Regions from separate parts of the Mus musculus genome. Here region 1 is linked to region 2. Evidence: chromatin loops called from intact Hi-C (ENCODE). Cell type or tissue: gastrocnemius. All regions are shown on one strand.

Region 1 (8,000 bases), 120 kb after region 2:
GAGTGCTGGGATTAAAGGTGTGTGCCACTTTTGATGGGCAGAAGAGGGCTGAGAATACCATGGTGGGGCAGAATCTTACCCATGTCCTGGGTGTGGGAGTGCCCCAGACACCACTCTCCTCTCCTGCTGCGTTTACCTCTGTGACATGTTCACTGCTGCTCTTCCCAGGTTATGGGGACCTTGGATCCTGGTGGATCTCTAAGGGGATGCACCAGACATTTACCTGTTTGGAAGTACCTATAGTGGGAAAGGGTAGGATGCAGCCAAGGGTGTAATGGTGTTGGTGGACAGTTAAGGTGACCTGGGGGCCTGAAGGTAGAGTTATTAGGTCAAGTGGAGAGCCTGTCCAGGGAGGTTTCAGAACCACTGGAGCACCTGCAGGTCTTTCAGGGTCCAGTGACCAAAGCTGGGTAAAATAATAGACTTGCTGTGGACCTCTGAGCAGGTCTTCTCAGTTATGTATTCCTGAACCTGAAGGGCTGCTGTCCTGCCCCCAGGGAGTAGGCCCTGGGGTGGGTAAAATGGACTGCCCCTAAGGCAGGTTCTGGGACCAGGATGGCCCCAGGAGCACTGGAGCAGTCTATGAATAGGGATGAGACAGCTGGCCCTATCATGCCCTCACTTTTCTGGACCCCTCTTTTGCAGGTGTGTCAGCCCAGTCCTTCGTCCACTGTTTCACACTGGCCAGTGCTGCCTTCAACCTACAGGTGGCCACCCCAGGGGTGAGTAGTCACCCTTCTCTAGGGTGAGCTGTTCTCCTTTCTGAGTTGAGGCTAGGAGAGTGTAGAGAGCCCTCTGTAGCTGATAGGGCCAGGAGGGAGCTACCTTCAGGTAAGGGGATCTACAGCCAGTCTTGGAGGCATCCTTAAGCCACCATCCCAGTTCCCTGACTCTGACTACCCATCTTCAGGGAAAAAAAATTTTTTTCCATTGTGGCTTGCACTTTTGCAGGCCATCTTTAAGTGAAAGATAAGGCTTGACCCTAGTGTGTGGGTCCTACACACTTGGCTCCTAATAGGAGAGATTATTGATTCTTGCATGTATCCTGGGGACATACGGTATAAATGGGTCACGGCAAGTGTGTATTGTGTATTTGTGACTTTGAGTGTTTTGAAGTCATGAGCTGGGTGGACAGTTGTTGCTACTTTATAAGTAGGAGACTGGAGACCAAGGGAGAGCAGGGTATAGAAAGACCTCAGTATTGAGTAGCACTGGGCTCCACACACTGGGGGTTTGGCTCTCTGGGCCTTTTTTGTACTTGATCTTTCTCTCTCCATAGCCACTGGAGGCTTCCTGCTTGGGCCAGCCAGTAAAAGTGCTATTTAAGAGGGTGTTTGTGCCCTGGGCTGTTTTTAAGTCTGTTAGCCTTTCTGAGTTTTCTGCCATCCAAATGTGGGGGAGATACCAGTGTTAACCCTGCTTCTGTAGGGAAAGGCCATTGACTTTGTGGATGTGACTGAGAGCAATGCCCGATGGGTACAAGACTTCCGCCTCAAGGCATACGCCAGTCCTGCTAAGCTTGAGTCCATAGATGGTAGGTTGGAAATGAGGTCTGTGGTGGCTTCTGGACAGCGGATCCCTGTGGAGGACTGTGTCCTGGCGGTGCCCTTATTTGACCTGTGTTTTCCCCCTAGGTGCCCGGTACCATGCCCTCCTGATTCCCAGCTGTCCTGGCGCCCTGACAGATCTTGCCAGCAGTGGGTCCCTGGCTCGAATACTGCAGCACTTCCGCTCTGAGAGCAGTGGGTGACAAGAAACTGCAGGATAGGCTGACAGGCAGACACTGGGTGGGAAGGAGGAGGGAACAACCACAACAGTGGATGACAGGGAACTAGACTATATAGGCTTGGAAGGGGGAGATGGAGTGGATATTGGGTACAGGGTTTCGTGTTCAGGACTGGGCATGCCTGGTGATTCATCAGCCCATCAGATGGGAGTGGGGAGCTGCAGCGGCTCTGACTACACACAGATAAGTTTGCTCTGAGATCATGTGCACAACAGAGGGATCCCACTAAATATACTGTGTGTACTGTCAGTCAGTGTGCTGTGGGCCTTTTCAGGCTGAGAGGGCTGGTGACCATGGCCTCTTAGCTTTCTCCATGGTAGGCTAGTCAGGATGCTGTCTGGATTCCTGATTGGAGTGGGCAACATCTGTTGTGATAAGCACACCTGTAGGCTGGGACAGGATGCTCATAAGAGAGTAGCATGCAGATAGGCTCCACATGGTGTCCTTTGTTGGTGAGAGCTGGATTTCTAGGCTGAGACAGGCAGCATTTGTTCCCAGTCACCTCGGCAATGGGAACGCACTGGCCATTAACTTGCCATTGGGGGAAAGCCAGGGTAGCCTCATTGCAGAGCAGGATGTCCCCCTGGGAGGACAGCCCCCAATAGCTTCTCTGCAGTTGGAAGCAGTGGCTGGTACATAGACTGGGAGTTCTGCATGCTTGCACATGTCTCAAAGCTCAGGCAGTATGGGCTCTAGGTTAGTCTTGAGACATCAACCTTGGGTGAGGGGACACTTGGGAGGGGACCCTACCCAGGATAGCATCCAAGGCCTTAGACTATTTTGCTGCTTTTAGAACCCATCTGCGCCATTGGCCATGGTGTTGCTGCCCTGTGCTGTGCTACCAATGAAGATAGGTCCTGGGTGTTCCAGGGCTACAGTCTGACAGGGGTGAGTACCTCGTGCACAAGCCAGCATCCTTCCTTACCCCTACCTGACCCAGGAGGAGCTTCCTGCCTGCACTGTGACCTGTCATTCCCTATGCTGCTACAACAGTTCTCTCCTTGCCTGGGTGATGTGTGCTAAGTGTAAGAAGGCAAACACATCCTGGAACCTCAGCCCCTTACCTGGACATCATGGGACCCTCCAAGGGAATCCTTCCAGAGGATACGAGGATACCTGCCCATCTCATTTTGGTCACATATACCTTGATGCCGTAGTGGCTTAGTCCCTAAAAGATGTCAGCTTTGCCTTTACCCCATCTCCCCCTGCGGATTTGATCTGCCTGGTCCCTGGGGTTGGTCCTTTGGGCAGTAGGGCATTGGACTGGGTAAAGCCACTAGCTGGTCTGACACAGGCCCTGCCCTTGCAGCCTTCAGTGTACGAGCTCATCAGAGCACCTGGCTTTGCCCGCCTACCATTGATCGTTGAGGACTTTGTGAAGGACTCTGGTGCTGGCTTCAGTGGTGAGTTCAAGTTGGTGCCCCTTCACTTAGATGGGCGAGGCTACTTGCTGTGTGTTCACAGATCCCTAATGGGTGGGAGTGGGTCTGGGCCTGGTCTTTGTGTGCCTAAGGCTTGTGCCTTTTGCCTTAGCCAGTGAGCCCGACGCTGTGCACGTGGTGCTGGACCGCCATCTGGTCACTGGCCAGAACGCTAACTCCACAGTTCCTGCTGTCCAGAACCTGCTCTTCCTCTGCGGCAGCCGGTGAGGCTCCCGGGCAAGGGTTTGGGCGGGTTCCCGCTTTGTGACTGGCTCCCTCTGCTGGACAGTTTTGTCTGTGACACTCTGTCTGCTGGTGCTGAGCCTGGACCATGTATTCATCCTATAGGAAGTAAGCTTGGATGCAGTCCTGGTGGCCTAGAGACAAGGACTGAACTCACCATGGTCTCCTGTACTGACACTCGATGGGACACTCAAGCCTCCATCAGGACCTTGTGGAATGCTGGAAGCCTCCAGGGATTAATACTTGTGGACTGTCAGTCCTAATGTAGACTAGGCACCCTTTCCTCCATCCCAGCACAGTGTCTTGGCTGGCCAGGCAGTCCCTGAGAACTCCAGATTGACGATTCCAAGAAGAATTGCCCACGGGATGTAGTCAGCTGTGGGGTCTCAGGATGGGGCGTTACTCTTCTGTGGGCTTTCGGCTATTTCTGTCCCTTCCACTGTTCATGGGAATCGTGTGGATGGACCACAGGCTGGAGCTTGCTATGAACTTCCTTTCTCGTCTTTCCTTTTTTTTTTTTTTTTTTAAAAAACTTGTTTATTTTTATATTTCCTATGCAATGGTGTTTTGTTTGAGCATATGTCTTTATGAGGGTGTTGGATACCCTGGAACTAGAGGTACAGACAGTTGTGAGCTGCCGCTTGGGTGCTCAAAATTGAACCCAGGTCTTCTGGAAGAGCAGTCAGTGCTCTTAACCATTGAGCCATCTCTCCAGCCTCCCCTATCCCCTCCCCCTTTTTTGAGACAGGGTTTCTCTGTGGCCTTGCCTGTCCTAAAACTCACTCTGTAGACCAGGCTGGCCTGGACCTCAGAGATCCACCGGCCTCTGCCTCTGCCTCCCGTAGGCTGTGATTAAAGGCATGTGCCATCACCTGGCTGTGAACTCATTTTTGTTGTTGTTTGTTTTTTTTTTTTAAAGAAGACTTACTTATTTTATGTATGTGAGTTCTTGCGTGCGCCTGACTCGACCATCAAGAACTACGCTGCAACAGGATCCTTCTGCACACATTTATTGGGAGAGCTTGATTGCAGAGGCGAAGAGACCCTGAGCCCAGAACTGGTGCTGCTTATATAGGCCTAGGAAAGGCGTGTCTCACACCCGGATTGGTTATGCACTATGCCTCATTTGCATGTTCCTCATCTGATTGGCTACTCAGTACCTTACAGAACCTCATTAACATACCTCATTTGCATGTCTCACATCTGATTGGTTATATTCTCAGTACCTCATTAACATGCTCGGGCCAGGCAGTGACTTGGCAAAAAGCTTTACTGCATATGTACACATTGGTTGTTTGTCCAAACTTATGCGTGGTGGCCAGCAGTAGCCAGCACCACTCTGCAACGGCACATGTGGCTTCCCACAGTGAGTACACTGTCGCTGTCTTCAGACACACCAGAAGAGGGCATCGGATCCCATTGGTTGTGAGCCACCATGTGGTTGCTGGGAATTGAACTCAGGACCTCTGGAAGAGCAGTCAGTGCTCTTAACCGCTGAGCCATCTCTCCAACCCGTTTTTGTTTTTTTGAGACACGGTTTCTTTGTGTAGTCCTGGCTGTCCTGGAACTCACTCTGTAGACCAGGCTGGCCTCAAACTCAGAAATTCACCTGCCTCTGCCTCCCAAATGCTGGGATTAAAGGCGTGAACCACCACACCCGGCTCAGGACTCTTTTTAAAGGTGAACAGTGTATGTTATCCTATCCCTAAAGAGGCAGAATTCTTTTTTTTTTTTTTTTTTTTTTTCTTCATAAAGCAAGTTTATTTCTGCAGAGAAAGTATCTTATGTTTACATCCAGGGAAGAAGCAGAAAGAAACTCCCCCTCTCAGAACTGGGTCCCCGAGTCCTCAGTAGCACGTTGTGTCTCAACGATCTTTACTGGGGACCAAAGAGGTTGGGATCATGAAGAGTCAAACTAGTTAGCGGCTGTTCAAAGTTACTCAGGCTCCAAGGTGGACATGACAGATTTTCAGGGCCAAGAGACCTGCTGTGACACGGGGGCTGATTGAAGGTGAGCAAAAGATCAGTCTGATACCGGGGCAGCCGCAGCAAGGCCTGATGCAGTGTGACATCCTTTGCTACCTGCTGGTTTTCTTTAGCTACCTGCTGCTTGCCAGAAAGGGACCAGGCATCCTGACAGCAGCCTCTCAGGGATAAGTTCTCCAAACAGAGAGGCTGTACAGATAGCACGTGCACAGCCCTAGCCCCCTGCACCCGGCCAACGTCCTCAAAATGGTACCGCGCAGCCGCTTCGCCCTGCACGTGGGCCTGCAGCTCCAGAAGTTCTATGATCAGACTCTGGTTGGTCACAGGATGGCAGAAAACTTCTTGGTTGTCTGGCACCGGTCGGAGGTCACTCACATCAATGGCCCCTGTAGGGAGGATGGCGGAGAAGGCGCCTCCGAACAGTGGACAGTTTCTGGTGGGCTCCATAGATCTAGTACTTGAGTCTGGACATTAGCGAGGTTTTAAAGAAACCTACATGAGCCTTTGAGACATCATTTCCCCTGGTGTTCCCGGAGCACCCACTACCTCCTCCCGTCCTACTAAGCAATCAAGAGGCAGAATTCTTGCTGAGAAAGTCTGCCCTTGTTTAACTATTGCTGGCCTGTGGTTTCGAATGTAATAGAAGTGTCAGCTCAGCCTGGTATAGTCCTGAGCCCTTGAAGTAGACACCGTGATGTCACTCTGTTCCATATGGCATGGAAAAAACATTAGCGTCAGTCACACCTTGAGATCCTTAAACTGGTGTTACCCCACAGTCTGTCCAGTGGCCTCTGGCCTACAGAAGCCTCAGCCCAAGTATTTCATCTACTCCTAGCAGGAGTGGCCACAGGTGGGCTTCAGCCATGTGGAGCAGGGTAGCCACGAGTCCTGTCTCCCAGGCCCTGGACAGGCTTTGGCCAAGGAACTGATATGGCTATCTCCCTTCTGGACATGGCTGTTTGCTGTCAATCCTGGGGCACCTGGCCTGGCCTGTAGATTCTGGTGAGCAGCCTTCTAGCCCTGGGATAGACACAAGTAACTTGAGCCTCTCACCCTCCATCTCCACTTACCTTTGCATATCCCAAGCACCAGAGACCCCTTTTGGTGGTTAATAACGTTTAATAAATGTGGAAGGAAGAAACAGGAGAGCCCACCTGTTTCTGGATTCCTCCTGGCCTTGCACTGCTCCCATCTGCCATGAACACCATGGAATGATGGGTATTTCTGGACAAAACCTTAAAAATCTGAGGCTGTGCCCTAGACTTGGCTGACTCAGACAGGCTGAATGGTCTGTAAACAACAAATATATTCAGCATACTTCCTGAAGCTTTAAGCCCCAGGTCATAGTGGCAGATGTGGCTGGTAAGGGCTTCCTGGCTCAGACCTCTTTGCTTCTTACCCGGTGGGAAGGGGTAAGTGCTCTCTGGAACCTCTTCAGAGGTTGCTGATGGTTTCACGAAGCTCAAGTCCCACTTAACACCATTACTTTGGAGCCAAGGTTTTAGCGTTACTTAGACAGCTTCAGACAATGGGGAGGTGATACCATGCTGATGGGGTTTGAGAGTTTCTAATTGGCTGGTTCTACATGAACTTCGTATCTTGTTTGTTGAGACAGTTTCTCTATGTAGCCCTGCCTGGCTACTCTTTTTTTTTTTTTTTTTTGGTTTTTCGAGACAGGGTTTCTTGTATAGCCCTGGCTGTCCTGGAGCTTACTTTGTAGATCAGGCTGGCCTCGAACTCAGAAATCCGCCTGCCTCTGCCTCCTGAGTGCTGGGATTAAAGGCGTGCACCACCATGCCTGGCCTGGCTACTCTTTTTTGTGGACTAGGCAGCTGCCCTCAAACTTGAAGACCCACACACTTCTGCCTCAGGACTGCTGGGATTAAAGGCATGGGCCACCAATGCCCACCTAAGCTTCACAGTCTATACTAAGACTTCCCATGGCTGTAGCAGGTGAGGTGGGCTCTGATAGTATCAGGCTTTGCTCCAGGGCCTAGGAGGAGGGGACAGCAGGCTGGAGAAAATGAAAACCCTGGAAAAGTAGCAGCTGAGTAGAACAACAGCTCAAGAGATGAAACCTTACACAGATGTGGACGGCAGAATTACAATAAAGGATGAAAAGGGAGGTGGGGCTGGAGAGATGGCTCAGCAGTTAACATGGACTGCTCTTTCAGAGGTCCTGAGTTCAATTTCCAGCAACCACATGGTGGCTCACAGCCATCTGTAACAGAATTTGATGACCTCTTCTGGTGCGTCTGAAGATAGTTACAGTGTGCTCACATAAAATAATTCTTACAAAAGATGAGGGCTGGAGCGATGGCTCAGTGGTTAAAAGCATTGGCTGCTCTACCAGAGGTCCTGAGTTCAATTCCCAGCAACCACATGGTGGCTCACAACCATCTGTATGGGGTCTGATGCCCTCCCTCTTCTGGCATGCAGGTGTACATGCAGATACAGCAATCATATCCATAATATAAATAAATAAAAAATTTTTAAAAAAGATGAAAAGGGGCTGGCCAATTGGCTCAGCCAGTGAAAGCACCCCACTAGAGTTTGAACCATGG
Region 2 (8,000 bases):
TAGTTCATGGTGGGGGCTTGTAGAACCCTGGAGAAGGGACATCAGCCCCGATCCCAGGCAGTGGACTGCAGAGTGGAAGAGGGAAGCCCAGGCAGGGGACTGGTGGCAGCTCAAGTCCAGCACTGTGATACTGACGACTGTCCTGGGCATGTCCAGAGCATCAGGTGACAGCATCACAGCAGTGCAGGTGACATGTATTTACTTGTTCTCTGTCTGCCCTCTCCTTCCTCTGCCAGTGGAACAGCCATGGCTACGATGTTGCCAAGGTCTTTGGGAGCAAGTTCACACAGATCTCACCAGTCTGGTTGCAACTGAAGAGACGTGGTCGTGAGATGTTTGAAATTACAGGCCTCCATGATGTGGACCAAGGTTTTTCCACTTCCTTTTTATCTATACGCCCCCTGAGGGCTGAATATGGTAGTGTGAGTGTGTCTTTGTGTCTGTGTGTGTGTGTGTGTCTGTCTGTCTGCCTTCTCCCAAGTGCTGACATTAAAGGTGTGAGCCACCACAGCTAGCCAGGTTGTGTATTATGACTAATGAGTAGCAGTGTGAATGTATATAAATATATCAATTGTGACTCTGTTAATAGGCCTGTAATCTCTGCTGCTCAGGAGGCTGTAGCAGTAGAATTAATTACAAGATCAAGGTCTGTCTGTGTGTGACTCTGGATATGATTGTAGGGGTGTGATGGTGAGAGATATCACGTGTGACTAGGTTTGTAACTGAGTGTGAATATGATAGACATGTAGTTTGCTGTCTCACACCACACCGCTGGGCTCAGAGTGGATCTAGGTGTACAGAGTGTGAAGAATGGCCTGCCAGGTAAAGACAGTCCCTGGGGCAGTCACCACCGTGAAGTCTGCAAGGCTGGTCAGCTACAGGGGGTAAGATACTGTCCTAGGGATGACAGATTGAAGGGCACTGGGGATTGGTGCCGTCTCCTTTCTTTTCTGTCTCTAGTGCCAGGAGCTGTTCAACGTTCCTTCTCTTTAATGTCAGGGCTGCGTGTGAGTGGAAGGCAGGCAGGCTCCGAGAGACTTGTGCATCTGGGCAGTGACTGGTCGGCTCTCCCTTTTCTCTCTTCCCTGGTGCTCTGCATTTGGTGTCCAAAGAAGAAAATAGGCTGGGTCAGGGCACGTCACTGATGACACACACTGGGACTAGATAAGCTACAGGGCTGAACCATATTTGGCCTCTGACAGAATTAACAGGGTTGACTGGGTTTAGAGTTCTGAGACCAGGAGTGTTCTTTCCCGATGCTGTGAAGATCTGGGAAAGCTGATGGGAGAAGGGACCAGGACAGGAAGAGGGAGTGGAATATAGAGTGGAAGGGGGATAGGAATGACTGCAAGGTCGCCCTGGGCCAGGAGAGGAGTGAGGAATGGTCTGGACATATGCCCTCTACTGACTGTCCCTTTCATCTCTGACAGGGTGGATGCGAGCTGTCAAGAAGCATGCCAAAGGTGTGCGCATAGGTGAGTTCAGCGGGCCTGGGGATGGTCAGAAGAGCAGCCGTAGCCATACCGTGTAGATGTACAACTTTGCTGTGGGTAGACAGGTACCCTAGGTCCTTGCATGTTCCTTCCAATCTCAGATGTGCTACTTGAGGGTATATCTCTCCCCTGAATGCTCTGAGCAGTCAGTTGAACTTGGTCACCAACACCTCCCTCCGTGGCTGGTGGTTTTCCTGCATACTGCTCCCTTTTCCTTCTTTCTTCCTGTCTTGCAAGCGTTACCGAGTTTCCTGGTGCCAGACCCCCCTAGGCTGGACCTGAGGGTGATGTTGCCCCTACCCTGCCTGTGCCTCTGAGGCTCATAGCTGGTATGGGAAGGAAAAATTTCCCAAGGGACAGCAGGAACCTGAGGGCAACAGAGGAGCCTATGGAGCTCAGGGGAAGCTACTGGAGGCTCAAAAGCAACGACAAGAGAGGACCTATCATTCCACCCTTGTGGTACAGGAGTGGAAGCCATCAGGTCAGATTGAGATAGACAAGGTAGTAGCAGCAAAGATCCAGATGAACTGGGGGTCTAGCCCAGCCATTTTCCCAAAATCTGGGCCCTAGGGATATTTGACAAGTTAGTGTCTCCTTATTCCTTCCTTCCTTCTGCTAGGCTGTGTGGGTATAGAATGTCTGCACTGAATAGATCCATGACTGCCTCGGTGGCCTCCCTGCTGGTCCCTGCTCATGCAGACAAGCCATGATCTTTCTGTGTGTTCTCTCCTGCCATCAGTGCCTCGACTTCTGTTTGAAGACTGGACTTATGATGATTTCCGAAACGTCTTAGACAGTGAGGATGAGATAGAAGAGCTCAGCAAGACTGTGGCACAGGTGGCAAAGGTGAGACCTGTGTGCTCCTGAGGACCTCAAGGCTCAGACAGAGCTTGGAGCACCAGCCACCAGACCCCCTCTCCTCAGACAGGCTGTACAGTCTACTCCCAACTTTCCTCCTTGTCTTGCTTTGCTTTCTTCTCTGACTCAGGCTCCCAAAGGTCCCCACCTGCAGCCTTCATTTGTTTCTTTTTCAAGACAAGTTTTCTCTGTGTAGCCTTGGCTGTCCTAGAACTCGCTCTGTAGACCAGGACGGCTTCAAACTCATTGAGATCCACCTGCCTTTGCCCTCAGAGTGCTGGGACTAAAAGTGTGTGCCACCACTGCCTGGCTTCTCCTCTTTTTTCTTTAACATTATTTTTGTGTGCATGTGTGTAGAGGAGGAAATGATGTAACATGTGTGTAGAGGGCAGAGGACAGCTTGCTGGAGTTATCCTTTCCTACCATGGGAATTCCAGGAATCAAACTCAGGTTTTCAAACTTGGCAGAAAGCCCCCTTACCTACTAAGCTATCTCGGTGGCTTTTTTTATTTAAATTTTTTTTGAGACACAATCTCACAATACCCAGATTGATGTCTGAATTTATTATGTAGCTGAGGCTAGACTTGAACTTCTGACCCACCAGCCTCTACCTCCCAAGTGCTGAGATTACAGGTACTATGACCTGGCTCCTCTTGCTTGACTTTTTTCTTGGGTATCTTCTTATTCAAACCATGTCTTCCAGGGTGGATAGCATAAACCCCACTCAGGCTGTACCACCTCTTGCTGGTAGCTTTGGGAGTTCCAGAGGTGGGAAAGTTTTTATCTCTGGGGCCAGAAAACTTCCTTTGGCTAAAACTCTATAACTTCCAGAGGTGAGACCATCCCTGCTGGCCATCAGGATGCCTGGGCTACTGCAGGGGTGGAGAAGTGTGGGCAACTGAGCACCTCTGCCCTCTGGCTGCTATGGCATACCCCCTCCCCCTGCTGCCTACTTCAGAAGAACTAGTGCAGACTGGAGTCTTGCCTCATAAGTGACTGGGCTACTTTGCCATGTGCCGAGCCAGTGCCGCCTCTTCTGTCTTGCCCAATCCTCCTAGATTCCCATTTCTCCTCACCTGCCCATTTCTTTCAGAACCAGCATTTTGACGGTTTTGTGGTGGAGGTCTGGAGCCAGTTGCTGAGCCAGAAACATGTGTGAGTGGGGATGTGGGCAGCTGCTTAGTTCTCTTTCTGGCCCCTATGTTTGGAGAAGCCAGAGGAAGAACCAAGGGAGAGAGAATCTGCCTGGAAAGGCCTTCCTTCCCCAGCCTCTGGGCTCTGGGTTGGAGATGGGACCCTATAAAAGGTGGAGGCCTACCCAGAGAAGCCATGAATAGCCACAGGGCAGACAGCTTGTCCTGACCACATCACTGTGCTAGTCTGGAGGTCCCTCTAGGATGGCTAAAGGAAATGGGGGATCCTCACCCAGGAGGACTGAATGAGAGAAGGGTGGCTGGGTCTACGCTATAGATGATCAGCTTAAACCCAAGTAGATTTCCTCACTGAGCACAAAGGAGACTTCCTGGGACATTAAAAAGAGGCTGATTGAGTGTGGCCAACACCTGGGGTGTGATGGTCACAATGTTTCCCGGGGAAGGAATGTCCAAGTGCATATGAGCAGTCTGCTGGGAGGAGGCCGCAGAAGGCCTCATGTCTCCTTGCTGCCACCGTCCCAGCCAGCAGCCAACGCATCTGAGACTCACAGGAGTGAGACCAGGAAGGAGGGACTTGTGCAAAGTGCCAGCAGCTCACACAGCCTAAGGCTGGCTGCTGAGGAATGAGCCTTCCTGATCTTTAGCTCAGGGTCCTGAAGCAGGGACCTCTGCCACATTGGGAGTTCTACCCTAGAGAAGGTGACACAAAAACATTTTTCCCTGCATAGGACTGACGCTGTCTGGGTACACCCTCAGTAGAGGTTTACACAGTTCATAGCAGATGTTTCGGATAGTAGAGGCTCTGGAATCAGCTCCATCTCCTTTTCTTGCATAAAGGAGTTTGTTTGTTCTTTTTTAGCCACAGCTCAGAATTGGCTCCGCCAATTCTCCTGTCATTTACTGTCTCAGAGGTTCCTCCTTCCCCTTTGTTACCCTTAGAGACTTTGCTATTTGCAGAGACTGTAGGCCTCAACTCTGTCCACTTGGAGGCAGCATCCCCACACGAATCTCTTGTAGCCTGTGAAGGAGGTTCTGGTGCACTCACTGTAGGGGTGGGAATGAGGAAGTCATTTGATGAAGGGATGTTCATTCTGGGAGCCAGAGGGTGTACCTAGTGCCAGGTGTGCCTGGGCCTTGCCCTTGATGAAAGACCCCAATCAGAGGCCACAACAGGGGAGAAGTGTGCCCGTGAGTTAGTAGGGAATCTTCTGCCTGCAATACCCCTGAAAGGACCACAGCTCTGGTCTGTGAGTTAGGCCAGAGACTGCCCCAGACTCTTAGCCATGTTATATCTCCAGACCCAGCTTTGTGTCCTTGCTGGGCAGAGGGCCCACCAAAGCTGACTGTGCTGCCAGACATCCTTTCTTTTAATTCTGGAGACTACAGATCTATTAATCAGAGATTTGCTATAATTTATTTGTGTTTCAGCACATTAAGTAGGCAGCGAGACACAGCTGCATTGTGTCTAGGCTCCCAACGGATCATTAATATCAGATGGGGAGGTCTAGGGGTGGGAGGCTCAAGAGCCTGCAGTAGGAGACGTGGCAGTAGGAGCAGCCTCCATGAACCTTTGTGCTCAGGGAACAGTGCAGAGCTCTTTGCAGAGCAGGAATGGGACTGAGGCATAGGTAGTGGCCAGGCTCCTGAGCCCCAAAGTCCATCTAGTTTATGATTCCTTTGGACACTGCCCCAGGAGGAGCCTGGTTGCTGTAAGACACAATAGAAATATAGAAGGAGAGCACTGCTCTGGTTGCCGTTCCCTGCCTCTCAATATTGTAAGTATCTGTGTGGATTTGAAGAGCTAAGTCACATGTTTGACACATACATGTTTACCCTTAGTCTAAGGTGATGGTAGGGCCCATGACTCTTGGTTTCAGGAGACAGCCTTTTCTCCAGCTTTCCCAGAGTGTAGTGGATGTGTCGAGGGACTGTGACTCATCTCTCGGGACTTTTCTTCAGATTGCCATGTCGAAATATTTGCCCTTAGGCAGAAGCTGCTAGTCATGGTAGGAGATGCTATGCAGGCAGCCTTTAGGGCCTCCTGGTCTTAGGGTCCTATGAGAGCAGGTCCCGCCAAATATCCTGGTCTGCTTGGGCTCCCCATCAAAGGCTCTTCTTCAGGGCTTTAGCCAGCCTTATTCAGGATAAATTCCATTTACTGGGCTCATCCCAGCAAACACCACAGGTCTTGTAGTAGTAACCTCTCTAAAATGTGGATGGCAGCAGTGGCAGGGAAGTGATGGCTGCTGGAAACAGTAGATTTTTTTGGGTAACCTTGTGTAACCTTGTCCCTGGAAGATACTGGTCCCTCAGTGGAAGAGAGACTGCTAATCAAGAGCCTATATTCTCTGCCCCCATTGCTGTCTCATCCCAGTGGCTTCTGGTCACATGCATTGGCTACTTGGCACAGGCTTGGAGATATGCTGCCTGCAGGATCTGTTGGCTAAGTCTTTTATGGGCTAAGTCTACTGCCAGTCCCACTAAAACTCTGTCTGGGGTACTCGTATAGAATCCCTATGTCTAGAGTGGCTGTAGTGTGGGCCCTTGAGAGGAATGAGGTAGGCGCGTACTTGTCTTCTGAAAGCCCCTGGAATGATCTTAGACATCTCTGAGTCCTTAGGTCTCATATGCCCTGGGGAAAAGATCATCCTGCTGCTGTCCTGCAGCCCAGCAGAAGGGTCTTCCTTTGGTGGGCTTGGCTTTCCACATTACTTCAGCACATGGGCAGCATTCTTCTGGTTCACCTGCACAAGAGATGTATTGCCTGCAACCTGCAAAGTGTATACCAGACCAAAGAAGGACAGACAACTGGGACTTACTGCCCTTTAGCCCCTCATTGCTAGAGTTGTTACACTGGAATCCCTGATACTCAGGTTGAAAAGTTATAGCTCAATTTGGGTCACATCAGGAGAGTGAAGCCAATGCTGTCCAGAGCTGGCCACTGAGAGGACTCTAGACTGTCCCCAGAGATGTACTAGGGGCAAGTCTTGCAGCCAGTAGGGTACTCAGCTTTGGCTGAGCAAATGTAGGACTTGTCAACCTGTCTGCAGATGGAGCTGTTCCTGAAGGTCCAGGTGTATAGGGAGGGAAGACTTTCTTTACAGCAGTAGCAGAGCCTCCTTGAGTGAGCATAACATAACAGACCTGACCTCACAGCCGTTGCATTGGGCCAACTCCTTAGGACGGCCACCTGCAGGGAAACAGCTGGTGTAGAACATGCTACGGGCAGTCCACTAGAGGGGGAAGGGGAGGGCGGGCTCCCAGGCCATGTGGGGAGAGAAGCTGACATTTGTCCTTGAGGTATACCACCAGCTGTCTTCTCTGCCTTGTCTGATTTCCCCATCTCTTGCCCCCCTGCTCTCTCTTAGTATCTTCTCCAAGTATTCTGCCCCATCTTCCTTCCCTATCTGGTATGTTGCTCAAAGTGTTTTGTGGTATTCCAAAGCTTGAAGGTGACTAGGATTCTCTGGGTCAGTGCTTGGCCCTTCAGTTCCCTGAAAACACCACTTTCCTGGGTATCCCCAAGTATGAGGAAAGGCAGGCTCAACTGGGGTACAGAGTCTCCTTTCCCTCAGCTTCCCTCATGGATTCACACGAAGAGCAGTACAGAAAACCCTGTGAAGGGCTTGTAGTTCTGCAACAGGGCCTAAGGCTGGGGCTCCATCTGGTATGTTCTTGATGCAGTGGGTGCCACAGTGCTCTGGGCTAACCTTGCTTCTTGCGTCTTACAGAGGCCTCATTCACATGCTTACTCACTTGGCTGAGGCGCTGCACCAGGCCAGGCTGCTGGTCATTCTGGTCATCCCACCTGCTGTCACGCCGGGGTAAGTGCACTCTTAGGGTGGAAAACAGTTAGTCAAGGGCCCAGACCCTCTCTTATCAACATGGGCTCCTCATTCAAAAAAAAAAAAAAAAGGTTGTAGGGGAGGGGAAAGCTGACCTACAGTTCTGACCTATCTTGTCCCTCAGTATAGACATCTACTGAGGAATTCATCATCATGAGAATCCACAAGTTTAGACTCATTATCTAATGTCCCTGGGGCTCTGAGGTACCTAGTTCAGTTCTTAGGCTATCAATACTTAATTGCCTATAGCATATTGCACTATAGCTGGGCAAGCTGCTGCCAACTGGAGCCACCGAAGGGATCTGGGCCTTTGTTCCAGACTCTGGCTCTTTCCCATTCCCAGCCATGTGAGGCAGCTCTTTTGGAACCTTTGGGACAAGATGTAATGACCTAGGTACAACTGGAGCCAAGGCATTTGGACTCCCATGTCTACCCTGCCTAGAGCCTCTCTTAGAAATCACCAGTGTTTGACTTAGAAATAACAATACTGTGAAGTAGGAGACTCAGAGTCACCCAGGGATAGACCTGGAGTACAGCAGGCAGGAACAGGTATGGAAGGCAGGTAGAACTATTGGGTAGTAGTCCTAGGAATCTTCCTGGTGTTTAAGCTTCCAAGGGCAGCCCTATCTATTTGGCCTTCAAACTCTCTG

What was found. Hi-C counts contacts between places; a loop is a spot of excess contacts. Peaks named below come from ENCODE experiments on the same cell type or tissue, not always from the same donor. Only the 100,000 strongest peaks of a DNase experiment are listed, where the experiment ranks them.
Region 1: it touches region 2 in a loop (5-fold over the local background); 18 of 42 quality-filtered maps call a loop at or near these places.

Annotation. Positions count from the first base shown.
Region 1 is chr7:141,404,520-141,412,519 of GRCm38, reverse strand. Gatd1 (glutamine amidotransferase like class 1 domain containing 1) reads left to right here. Exons shown (of 8, transcript NM_172116.4): 2 at 646-722; 3 at 1,429-1,534; 4 at 1,635-1,742; 5 at 2,580-2,674; 6 at 3,096-3,189; 7 at 3,320-3,431; 8 at 3,556-4,336. The coding sequence ends at 3,562. It also overlaps the pseudogene Gm4535. Among named protein-coding and RNA genes, the nearest start is that of Gatd1, 5.6 kb to the left of the region's middle. In gastrocnemius, no CTCF peak of the experiment used is centred here; DNase peaks (open chromatin) are centred at 1,664 and 3,440; H3K27ac peaks cover 422 bases.
Region 2 is chr7:141,521,938-141,529,937 of GRCm38, reverse strand. It overlaps Chid1 (chitinase domain containing 1), which reads left to right. Exons shown (of 13, transcript NM_001142681.2): 4 at 237-369; 5 at 1,431-1,475; 6 at 2,233-2,339; 7 at 3,445-3,506; 8 at 7,237-7,329. Among named protein-coding and RNA genes, the nearest start is that of Chid1, 14 kb to the left of the region's middle. In gastrocnemius, a CTCF peak has its summit at 4,478 (motif pointing right); DNase peaks (open chromatin) are centred at 4,516, 6,713 and 7,266.